2 separate regions of the Homo sapiens genome follow, and region 1 is linked to region 2. Evidence: chromatin loops called from intact Hi-C (ENCODE). Cell type or tissue: PC-9. All regions are shown on one strand. Each heading gives the region's core, and the rest is flanking DNA. Links, peaks and the distances in the headings are about the cores only.

What was found. A loop is a pair of places that touch in the nucleus more often than their neighbours do. Peaks named below come from ENCODE experiments on the same cell type or tissue, not always from the same donor. Only the 100,000 strongest peaks of a DNase experiment are listed, where the experiment ranks them.
Region 1: it touches region 2 in a loop (15-fold over the local background); 4 of 110 quality-filtered maps call a loop at or near these places.

Annotation. Positions count from the first base shown.
Region 1 is chr15:36,371,264-36,376,659 of GRCh38, reverse strand. No RefSeq gene overlaps it. Among named protein-coding and RNA genes, the nearest start is that of CDIN1, 210 kb to the left of the region's middle. In PC-9, for the core only: no CTCF peak of the experiment used is centred there; DNase peaks (open chromatin) are centred at 2,909 and 4,939; H3K27ac peaks cover 4,074 bases.
Region 2 is chr15:36,425,883-36,431,278 of GRCh38, reverse strand. No RefSeq gene overlaps it. Among named protein-coding and RNA genes, the nearest start is that of CDIN1, 150 kb to the left of the region's middle. RefSeq lists an enhancer at 2,233-3,432. In PC-9, for the core only: no CTCF peak of the experiment used is centred there; a DNase peak (open chromatin) is centred at 2,868; H3K27ac peaks cover 3,233 bases.

The DNA.
Region 1 (5,396 bases), core at 110-5,109, 54 kb after region 2:
GAGATCTATGTACAATGTTCTTTTTTTTTTTTTTTTTTTTGAGATAAAGCCTTTCTCTGTCCCCCTGGCTGGAGTGCAGTAGCACAGTCATGGCTCACTGCAGCCTTGACCCTCCAGGGCTCAAGCGGTCTTCCCAGTTTAGCCTCCTGAGTAGTTGGGACCACCACACCCAGCTCATTTTAAAGTGTTTTAGTAGAGATGAGGTTTCACTATGTAGCCCAGGCTGGTTTTGAACTCCTGCGATCAAGTGATCCTCCTGCCTCAGCTTCCCAAAGTGCTGGGATTACAAGCATGAGCCACCATGTCTGGCCTTTAACAATGTTCTTGTTAAACATTAAGGTGCATTAAAAGAAATAATCAGGCCGGGCGCGGTGGCTCACGCTTGTAATCCCAGCACTTTGGGAGGCCGAGGCGGGCGGATCACGAGGTCAGGAGATCGAGACCATCCTGGCTAACACGGTGAAACCCTGTCTCTACTAAAAATACAAAAAAAAAATTAGCCGGGCGTGGTGGTGGGCGCCTGTAGTCCCAGCTACTCGGGAGGCTGAGGCAGGAGAATGGCGTGAACCCGGGAGGCGGAGCTTGCAGTGAGCCGAGATTGCGCCACTGCACTCCCGCCTGGGCGACAGAGCGAGACTTCGTATCAAAAAAAAAAAAAAGAAAAAAAGAAATAATCAATGAAACAGGAACAGACAAAGAAAATGAAGATATTAAGCTTAGTTGAGGCCTAGTTGACATAGAAAAATGCCTTAATTAAGTGATAATCAAGATTCTCTTTTATGTTGATAGGGCAGTATATTTAATATCAGTACATAATGAATCAAAGATCTCATGTAAATATTTCTGATTACTCATGATTTTGTCTGATAAGTAGATAATTAGGTTACTTCATCAAGATACCTGCAAAAGGTCTGGTGATAAATATTTGAAAGGTGAATTAAACATATAAAATATCAATGTTAAGATAATAAATAGTTTTAGGCAACAATGTAAGAGAGATCACAAAAATAGGTAAAAAAAAAATAATAATTTCAGACCAAGCAGAACTGACCAAGTGACAAACTTGCTCTGTCAAATGTATGTAAACGTCAGCTCTTTATGAGTCTTTTTAATCATAAAGCTACTGATTACATTGATCTTTTTTAAACTACAAGGGCATTAACAAGCATTTTTACCAAAATGAATGGAAAGGTATGTGTGAAGGCACAATTAGAATTATGATGGGATATTTAGTTGAAGCTTGACAAAAGTTGCCATCAACACTTGATATAAAGGAAAAGCTTCCATCAGATGTGATAATGACTGGAAATTGTCTCATAGATTTTTATGTCTCAGTCTTCTATGTCTTTAAATGACTATGAGGATTCTATTTGTTTGCAAAAATATATTTAACATGGCAGAAATTTTTCTGAAATTAAGAGGAACAGTGAAAATTGTTGGTGAAATTGTTGGCAAAAATATAAATATGTTAGATTTCTTTATCTCACATAATCATTACTCTTAGAGGCATTTTTGTGTGTGTGTGTGCTTTTAATTTTCAAATGTTCTCCACTTTCGGTTTGTCATAAGTCTTCAACAATGTCAAAGGAATAAAGTATGACACAAAAGACGGTTGCACCCACAGCTTATGAATTTCCATGTATTATTCTGCTTCAGACAATGAACCAAATTCATGGCTGGGTTCTTTATTGAAATTTTTTTTCCTTTTCTCATAATAAGAATTTAATTTTATGCCACACTGCATTTGACATTAATTGGGTCTCAATATTTTAGGCTATAGTAACATTTTCAATAATCTATATTATTTGGAAAGTTTTATCATCCAATTATTATATTTTCCTATCATCTAATTTTTACATTTGTTATCATTCAATTATTGTGTTTGTTAAATATACAATGGATATTTTCAGAACACAACAACAACAACAACCACAACAATCTCTGCTATGCCAGCTATTATGTCAAGCATTTAACTTTCAATTCTCACATCAGACCTATGAGATAGGCACAATTTTATACTCTTTTTACTGATGGAAAAAAATGGGGTGACAGAGGTTAAATAATGCAAGACCACACATTTAGTAAGTTGTCTGAAACATGTTATAGAACATCGAAATCACATCCTTCTGTAAGCATTACACTGTAGTCCCTCCTTCCAGAATATTTTCTAAATATTCTTCTTAAATTTCTTTTCTTGTACATTTGTTATCCATTTAACAAGTGTTCTTTTTATCAAACCAATTTCCACCATCCTATGACAATAATACTCCTGTTATTCTTAACCAGTGTTTAAGGATTATGGAGCAATAATTAGAGGTTAGGGGCCATTGATCTTATTAAATTTATACTTAAAATTTATTCAGAAATTGCTCTTTTTATTTTTCTAACATACATGGATGAGTTATATTGTAAGAATGTGTTGCTGAATACATATTTGTTTATTTTCCCAAAATTTTAATATGAATCTCTGCTATGCTTTTATCTATTAAGGTGTATTTATATAACTATAGACACATCTACATCTACTTATTCATACTTGAGATTATTTAACTACAGCAATACTACAAAAACAGGTTTTACCCAAAAAGAAATAGTGCAATGGAACATTTGACTCTGGAGAATTATTAAGTCAAAAAGTTACTAGGTTTTTTCCTTTAAGTTCCACGATTAAATGTAAACTAAAGTAGATAGACATAAATACATCAAAAGTTGTATATTTCTGGTTGCTTGAGCTAATGATATATTTTTGGACACATCCCATTCTAAAATTAGTCTGCGGAAATGCAGCACTATAATCTACTTTCTGAATCCTATAAGGTGCCGTCTTAAAATTAGGGTCACAAGAAGGTGAAGACAGGCAGTAATACACTTGTTGACCCTTCACAGGAATTCCAGATAAAACCCCAGAAGTTGAGTCAGAGATAATCACAAGATCTGGAATTTACAATAACAAACTCTCCATATATCTACCTGTCAGATCTCTTCCTCTTAGGGTGGGACAAAAGGTCACTAAAATAGCTTTTTTTTTTTTTTTTGTGAAAACGTTTTTGCCCTTCTTTGGGAGTGGGGAGAGTAATGAGAAGTTATAGTACAAATTAAATAGGATGTTAAAATTCTCTTTTCATTAAAACTAAATTTATTCTTAAGGACCCTAACATTTATTAAATATTAAGAATTTTTTTCAAGCTGTATATAATAGAAGTTGAGGAAGAGTCATAAAAAGAACAACAAAGAAGGAAAACAAACTATTGATCACTCATACAAATATCAAATGTTAGAAATTTCAAAAAATCGAACACATGGAAAAATTCTAACTTAAATGAAATTTAAAACCCACACAATTTTATAAGTTTTTATGCAGCCATATTCTAAGGTGAGATAATGTGCTGTTAAAAAGGTATCACACTCAATCCTTTTTTTGTAGTAAATAAAAGAAATAATGAGACTACTATCTATTACTATTATATTTTTCCTAGCAATAATGCTGACAATCATATTCTGCTTTCTGAGGATTTTATAGGCAATAGGATGCAATGTGGAGTTATATTTTTCTAGTTTTTTGGTTAAGTTCTATAATATTAACATCATGATTTTACTTGCCTTTGCAAATTTGGTATCAGCTATAGCCTAATATCAAAGAAGTAAGTCCCTATCTAATTTCTCATTTCTCCCCCTCTCGGGTTATGGTTTAAAAGGCAAATATTATAGACTTTTCAAGTTATTTTCATGAAATATAGCATAGTATTGTGTCTTAAAGGAATATACACAGTATGCTTGAACTCATACCTTGGTGATATTTAGTATTTCATAGCATTTCTAAACAATAAACATTTTTCCTCTAGCCAATAATTTATTGCATGTCTCAAAGCTTCTAAATGATAATTGAGTTGTTTAGTAGAAAAGGAATTTCAGTTTTTTCAGATGATGGGTATATGAGCTAAAATCATGTAGGAGTGTTCTTGAACAAAAGTTTTATATATCTTTTTGTGGTTAAAGCAATGGCTAAAATTACCATAATAAACTAGCTTTCTCATAAAGAACAAGCACCATAAAAAAATAAAAAGACTCAACTTTTCTTTCAAAACTGGAAATACAGTAATATCTTATTTTCATATCTTATTATGTAACTAGGACTACTAGGACTACAGAAAAAATTGTTGTTAGAGGCAATGAATATTTTCCAAAATCCAAACAACGCATGCATATTGTCACTCACCTAAAGGACCTTATCTATCTGGTATTGATTCTGCATGAGCTTGCAACTTTCCATTAACAACAGATGCAGAGACACTAGAATAGGGACTAACATTTATTAAGATGCTATTCTCAAGGCTATTTTTCATTTTAGAGATGAAGCAGAGGGTGTGAGCCATATTTGTTTTGCTCACTTTTTATCCTTGTCACCAAGAGCAGTACTTGGCACTCATTAGTGCTCGGTACATACTTGGTGATTAAAAAAAAATTCTGAGGCATGGATGACAAAGTTGGATTTAAACTGGAGTTACGTGATTCCAGGATAGAGACTATAAAGATATAGGAATTTCTATATCTTTAAACAGTCATATCAAAGAGACTGATGTTCATATCACATGATTATAGACATAGAAAAAACTGATCAAATAGAAATTAAAAAAACATTGTTTCTGCGTTTTTATAAAGTAAGCATTTTATCAGTAAATATTTAAAATGTTACAGAAAAAATATTTTTAAAGAGGCAAACTTTAAAAATCTTTCTAAATAAGGTTTGTGCAAAACAATTAGAAATGCCACTTGCAATCTAAGTTTATCTGCCAATTTGAGACTTAATGATTTTTGCTTATCTTAGGATTTTTTTTTCTGCCAGTTATCCCTTGTTTCTCTTAAAAATCTGGAAACTGGATTGGTATCAGTACTACAGTATGTGCCAATCAATGATCAAGTTTACAAAGTGTTGCTTCCTGGCTATAGCATGTACATTCTTTTTGGTTGGTTGATGATTCATTAGGTTATATGAGTAAAAATAGCCAATAAGATGACATCTTCATGTATTTTCCCAGATTTTACTTATAAATTAAGTACATCATTTCTCCAAAGCTAAATGAAATTTCTTATCTAATTCCTATGACTCTTTTAGGAAGTTTGAATTAACAATAAATGAAACAATATTCTTTTCCTTTATCTCAAGGACTTCATTTGAAATAAAATTTCTTAATTTCTTTTTGCACCATTTTTATGGCCTCCTCAGTTTGTGTGGCATCCTTAAATTCCTTGTTGCACCTGACAAAAGGGATGATCCACCCTTTTCTTCTTTCTTTTTTAAATTAATTTTTATGTGGTTTTCAGATGAGAAAGGATGCAGTATTACCTTGACTGCCTGCCATAATATAAAATGCAGTAAAATGTACAGCTGGTGACAG
Region 2 (5,396 bases), core at 301-5,300:
CATGTGTTAAAACCTTGGGTTTTGGAGTCAAGACACACCTGAGTTCAAATCCCAGCCCCACGGTTACTAAATGAGTTCCTTGGGAGATTTACAAAATCTCTCTAGGCCTCAATTTCTCCATCTGTTGAAGATTAACAATAGTATCCATCTACTACGAAATGAGATTATGTGTGGAACATGCATAGCAGAGGTCCTGGTGCTCAGTGTGTGCATAATACAGTTTAGCTAATAAGTTACATGCAGAAACTAATAAAGGGCAGCTGATATGATCATGTTAGTCATAATACAAAGTATTTAGAGTAAAGCAGCCCTGAAAATCTGAGTGGGATTCATACAACTGAAATGCCCTATTCGTAGCACATTGGGTTAAAAAAATGACTTGGGTGTTTATCACCAGTGAAAACACTGCAGAGAGGCCATATTCTAAATGTTTTAAATGTTTTATAACAGTGGCAGCTGAAATGTTATTAAAATGGACAAATGTAAAATACTAAATGTTCTTGGACAAGAGTGATTCACCGAGTGTTCCTTGTATGTGAGCATGTATTACAATCTTTATAAATTTAGACAGAATTGATAACAATACTTGAAAATAAGACATCATGGAAACTCATGCTCAAATGACTTCAGGTTGTGTGAATGAACCTTTTGCCAGTGAAAGAACAAGGAGGATGTGATATCTCTCTTCTATTCACAAAGCCTAAGGGGAAAAAACCCTGAAATATCAGAAACATATGGTTTTAAAGTTCTGTGTCTCAGCCTGCAACATTGATGGGATTTTATGTAAAGAGATAAAAATCTGTGCATGGACTGTCACAAGCTGTTTGGGTGAACGGAGTCACTGCTGCTAAACCACTGTTGATATTCTTAAATGGGTTGCAATGAGAACCACCTGTAAGCCAGACAGGTTTGGAAGTAGTGAAAATCATCAAGGGATACAGGTCAAAATAATGTAAATAAGATGAGTAAAGAAAGGTTGAACAGCATCAATGAGTCAAATGGCAAAAAACCCGTCAAGAACAAAAAATACAGAAACAAGTGTGACTTCTGTCAGAAGCATGGCAGAAGTGTGTTTCAGAAGGATGAGAATAGAATTTATTCATTGGTAGTCTGGAAAATTGCAATTCCTGGATCCATTCACTTTTCATATTATTTGCTCTAATTATGGTAGGCATAAAGTGGATCAGGAGACTACACAGCTTTGGAAAACATATACAGTATTGAGTAATAGAGTAACCAGATTTTGAGGTGAGCATCTTCTTAGGAGTATGCTTGTCAGTGTCCATGACTCTCTTGCAGAGCACGATAAACTGAGGGGAAGATAAAAATTTATCAACATTTTCTACTTTCCTAAGTGAATTCCCATACCTTATCTCATTTGAACCTCATGAGGCAGGCAGGGTAGAGGAATGTCTGACTATCCAACAGCCTTCATGAAATATTTTGTTCTAGATGAATTTGATGAGACATAATGACAATAAAGATAAGTAGAGATAAATTCAGTTGAATTGAATCTACTTCTTCTGAGCATTTGGTTCTCAACGATTCCTGTCTCATTCTTGTCAGACTCAAATTAATAACTTTGCTAGATATTTATTACATAGTTAAAGCACCCTGGATGTTTATGTGTCTGTATGTTGGCATGTCTTTGGATCTGAGTTTTGAAAGATTAAAGTTCCAGCCTTTGGAATTTGGATATATGTTAATTAAAACAAAGCAAAATAAGCAAAGGAAAGCTTGGACTTTGATATTCAAAGACTTGATTCACTTTCCTACTTCTGGCCAATTTTTAAATCAACATTCTACTATATATCAGGCACTGGGTATGTCACCTAATTTGTGTGAACTTCAGTTTCTGGATCAGAAAGTTGAAATAAAGAGCATATCTGTTACTCAAAGTTGCTGCTATGAGGAAGAGATGTAACAATGTTTGAGAAAAGCATATTGTGATCTGTAAATTGTTATTACTCTTGTAATTATTAGTGTCAGGTGGACAGAAAGAATGAGAAAGACAATTTAGCTTGGGAGACTAGCATGAATTAAAGGCATGGAAATATAATGACATACAGAATGTTCGAGAATGACCAAAAGGCAGGTATGACTGGGATGTAAGGGTATAGAAGGAAGTTCTTCAGTGGAGCAGCAAAGTGCTTTATGGAGAGCCTGAATGCTGGGTTACAGAGTTTGCGCTTTATTCTAGGTCCAACAGGGAGTCCTTGAGGATTTTGAATGAGTACTACATCTTCTAGAAAAATTATCTCACATGCTAGAAAAGTGTCCATCCATACATTATCAATGAGGAGACCACAGAATAGTTTTATCCTTAAGCACTGAACAACATTTCTCTTTTGTTCTCCTTTTTCTCCTTGCCTGGCCGACATCATTCTTTGACTACCTTCAATAGTTTTCAGCCTTTGATGTACATTAGTAATTCCTGGCCTTTGCTCCAGCCTATTGAATTCACATCTGGGTGGTAGGGCCCAGGCCCTGCATTTGAAAAGTCAGTACAGGGGATTCTGATGTCAAGACAAAATTGAGAGCCATCTTTTGAACTTGTTCTGTACCTATTATCTCCCTGTGATATACAGAGGAGGCTCTTTAAACTGCAAGAAATATCCATACATTACAGTGGTCTATGATGAACATATAAGGGATATAAGAAAGAGAGAAAGCTCAACCACTTGGCCATGACTCAGGGAAACTGAAAAGAGCAGGCAGGGGCACTATGTCTTATGGGACAAGCAGAAACCACAGTATGCTTGAGTGTCCAGATAACTGGATCACAGTTCAGAGATAGGAAGATGACTCAGGATTCAGTAATGTGGGTGTCATCAACTGAGGTCCAGGGGTCCCTTCCCATTTTCTGCAGGGAATATGACTCAGCTACTTTCCCAGTCCCTGCTGGTTTCTCTGTGTGAATATTCACTCTAGCTCCTATTGCCTGGCAGACTTACTCATTATATCCTCAATGGAAATTCCAGAGAGGGACAACTGGATTAGTCCAGTGACTCATGGAGGAGCATCTGCTTTTGATGAAGTGCTTTCTCTTCAGTCGGGCCAATCACGATTGGGAGGCAGCGTCTTGAACGGTGGAATATGAGTAAGAACTTCTACAGAAGAGGCCAGGGCTTCCCAGAAGGGGGCTATTCAGTAACAGTAATTATCAGCAACCTCTATTTAGCACTTGAGCACATATCTAAATATTTTACATATGTGAAAATTCATTTAATTTTCATAACATGCATAATTTAATTGTTTTCATTTATTTGACAAATATATACAGCGTTGCTCTGTAGCAGGCACTGGTCTTAGTACCTTACAGATGTTGACTCCGTTGATAAAAACTTACGAGGTAACTACTATTGTTTTTTTCATTTTACAGACAAAGACAGTCACAGAGTTAACATGTTTTCTGAGGTCATACCACTAAAAGTGGAAAAACAATTATTTGAACCCAGGCACTCTGGCACATGCTTTATGAGATTCATTTCTTTGCACCCTCAGGTAACCCAAGGTGCTAAAAATCTACTTGTTCCTATTATGTATTCCAGGAGATATGTAAGGCTGACACACAGACTGGCGTGAGGAGGGCAGTTAGCCTGGTGCTTAGCTCTGAATGATCTCAGAGATCAGAATCTTTTCTTTTGAAGTTCTATGTATCTGGTACCCAATAAATGCTCAATAAATATCTATTGAATAACTATGGAATAAATGAATGAATAAATAGAATAAATACATAAGAAAATGAGATTTAAAAAACGTGAGCAGTTGAAGTGGAGTTTGAAGAAAGAAATTTTTGGTTGAGTGAAAAATCACATTTGATCATTTGAGAATGATAGTATTAAGAAAGAATGGTACGACTTGACTTCACCTCTTAACCTCCAGAGACTCCACTGAGAGCTAACCTAAATGTTTGAAAGATTTTTCTTCCTAGTCTTCTTAGCTTGTAAAATTTGAGCAATTAGACATGCCAATATTTAGGAAATAGTTGCTACTTTTCTAGCAAGACACTATGAGAATCAGTCATCATTTAGTATTTTGTTGTAAGTCTTGAGCTATAGTAAAAAAAATGTAAGTAGAAAAAGTTAAGTAAAATCGTATTGACTTAATATGTACATTAGGCATATTGGCATTTGAATGGGTTTAAATTTATTCATGCATTTTTAAAGGGAAAAATAGTGATTAAAAGGAAAACTCAGAGACTTTTTTGGGAACATAGTCTTTAAAAAAATTATAAAGAAAACATATTTTTACTTAATCAGCAGGACAAGTATAAGCTCATCAATAAAAATGGGGAGCACAAAATAAAGGCAAAGCAAGGCTGACGACAGCCTGGCTCTATTGTCTAACTGTGGAAGAAGCAGGAAAATAACAGCTGCAGACATGCAATAAACAAGCACAAGGGACTAAGTTGGAGCTTGATGCCAAATTAAACCTGTGCGTGAACCTTATTTGTTTCGTTGCAGTTAAGGAAAGACACTACCATTCAAATAGACAAGCTACATAAGACAGACTACGTATACACTGGAATCAGAGTCTCCAATCAGAAAGGGATTTTGTGTCTCTTTTCCTGTTAAGAACCTGGTTTAGACAGCTCTGCTACCTATAAACATTTGCTCTAATCAATTAGAGAAGGAGAGCCTAAGAAATGGTCATGCAAAATATTCGGACAATGTCACATGATGCCTGAAGACTGCTCTCATTTTAACTGGGATAAAGAGGACATTTCTCCATTCAAGAGCTGCTTCTGATTGTTCTATGTTTCTGATGCATTTTTACTAACGCAATACATAGGGTAATAAGATACTCATGTTACAGACACATTATGTAATAGTCTGTATCGTTTATATCCTTATTTGTTTTCAGGAAAATCAAGTTTTATTTTTACTTCTGTGAAACAATGTCATTTCAACTTATTTATACATATTCCTTTATCAGGAAATAATTTTATCCTGGATATCCCTTTAATGTCTTGCAAAATGTCTCCCCATTCTTTTTCATCTCTTAATATATTTTTCCCACCCCACTACCCAACTGTGGCCAAGATATGGAATATAAATAAATGGAAATATGCAGTAATTCTGGTTTGTAATTGAGAAATGTATATACTCATCACTTTCTTAGCAAGGTTTTAATAACAAACACTGAGTATAGGAAAAGACTAGCAGAATAGAAATCTTTAATTAGAATCTCTCAAAACCTACCTTTAAAAATTAATTCAAATAGGAAATTATTTAGATTAATTGACTTATTTACTGCTCTATTTTATCAAAATATTATTCTTTGTTGTCTGAATTGCTCTTATAGCTTCCTGTACCATAACAAGGTATCATAGTTACGTACCATATCATAGCTAGGGAGGAACTAGCTGTTTTAAGCAGTTTATAATCTGGGGA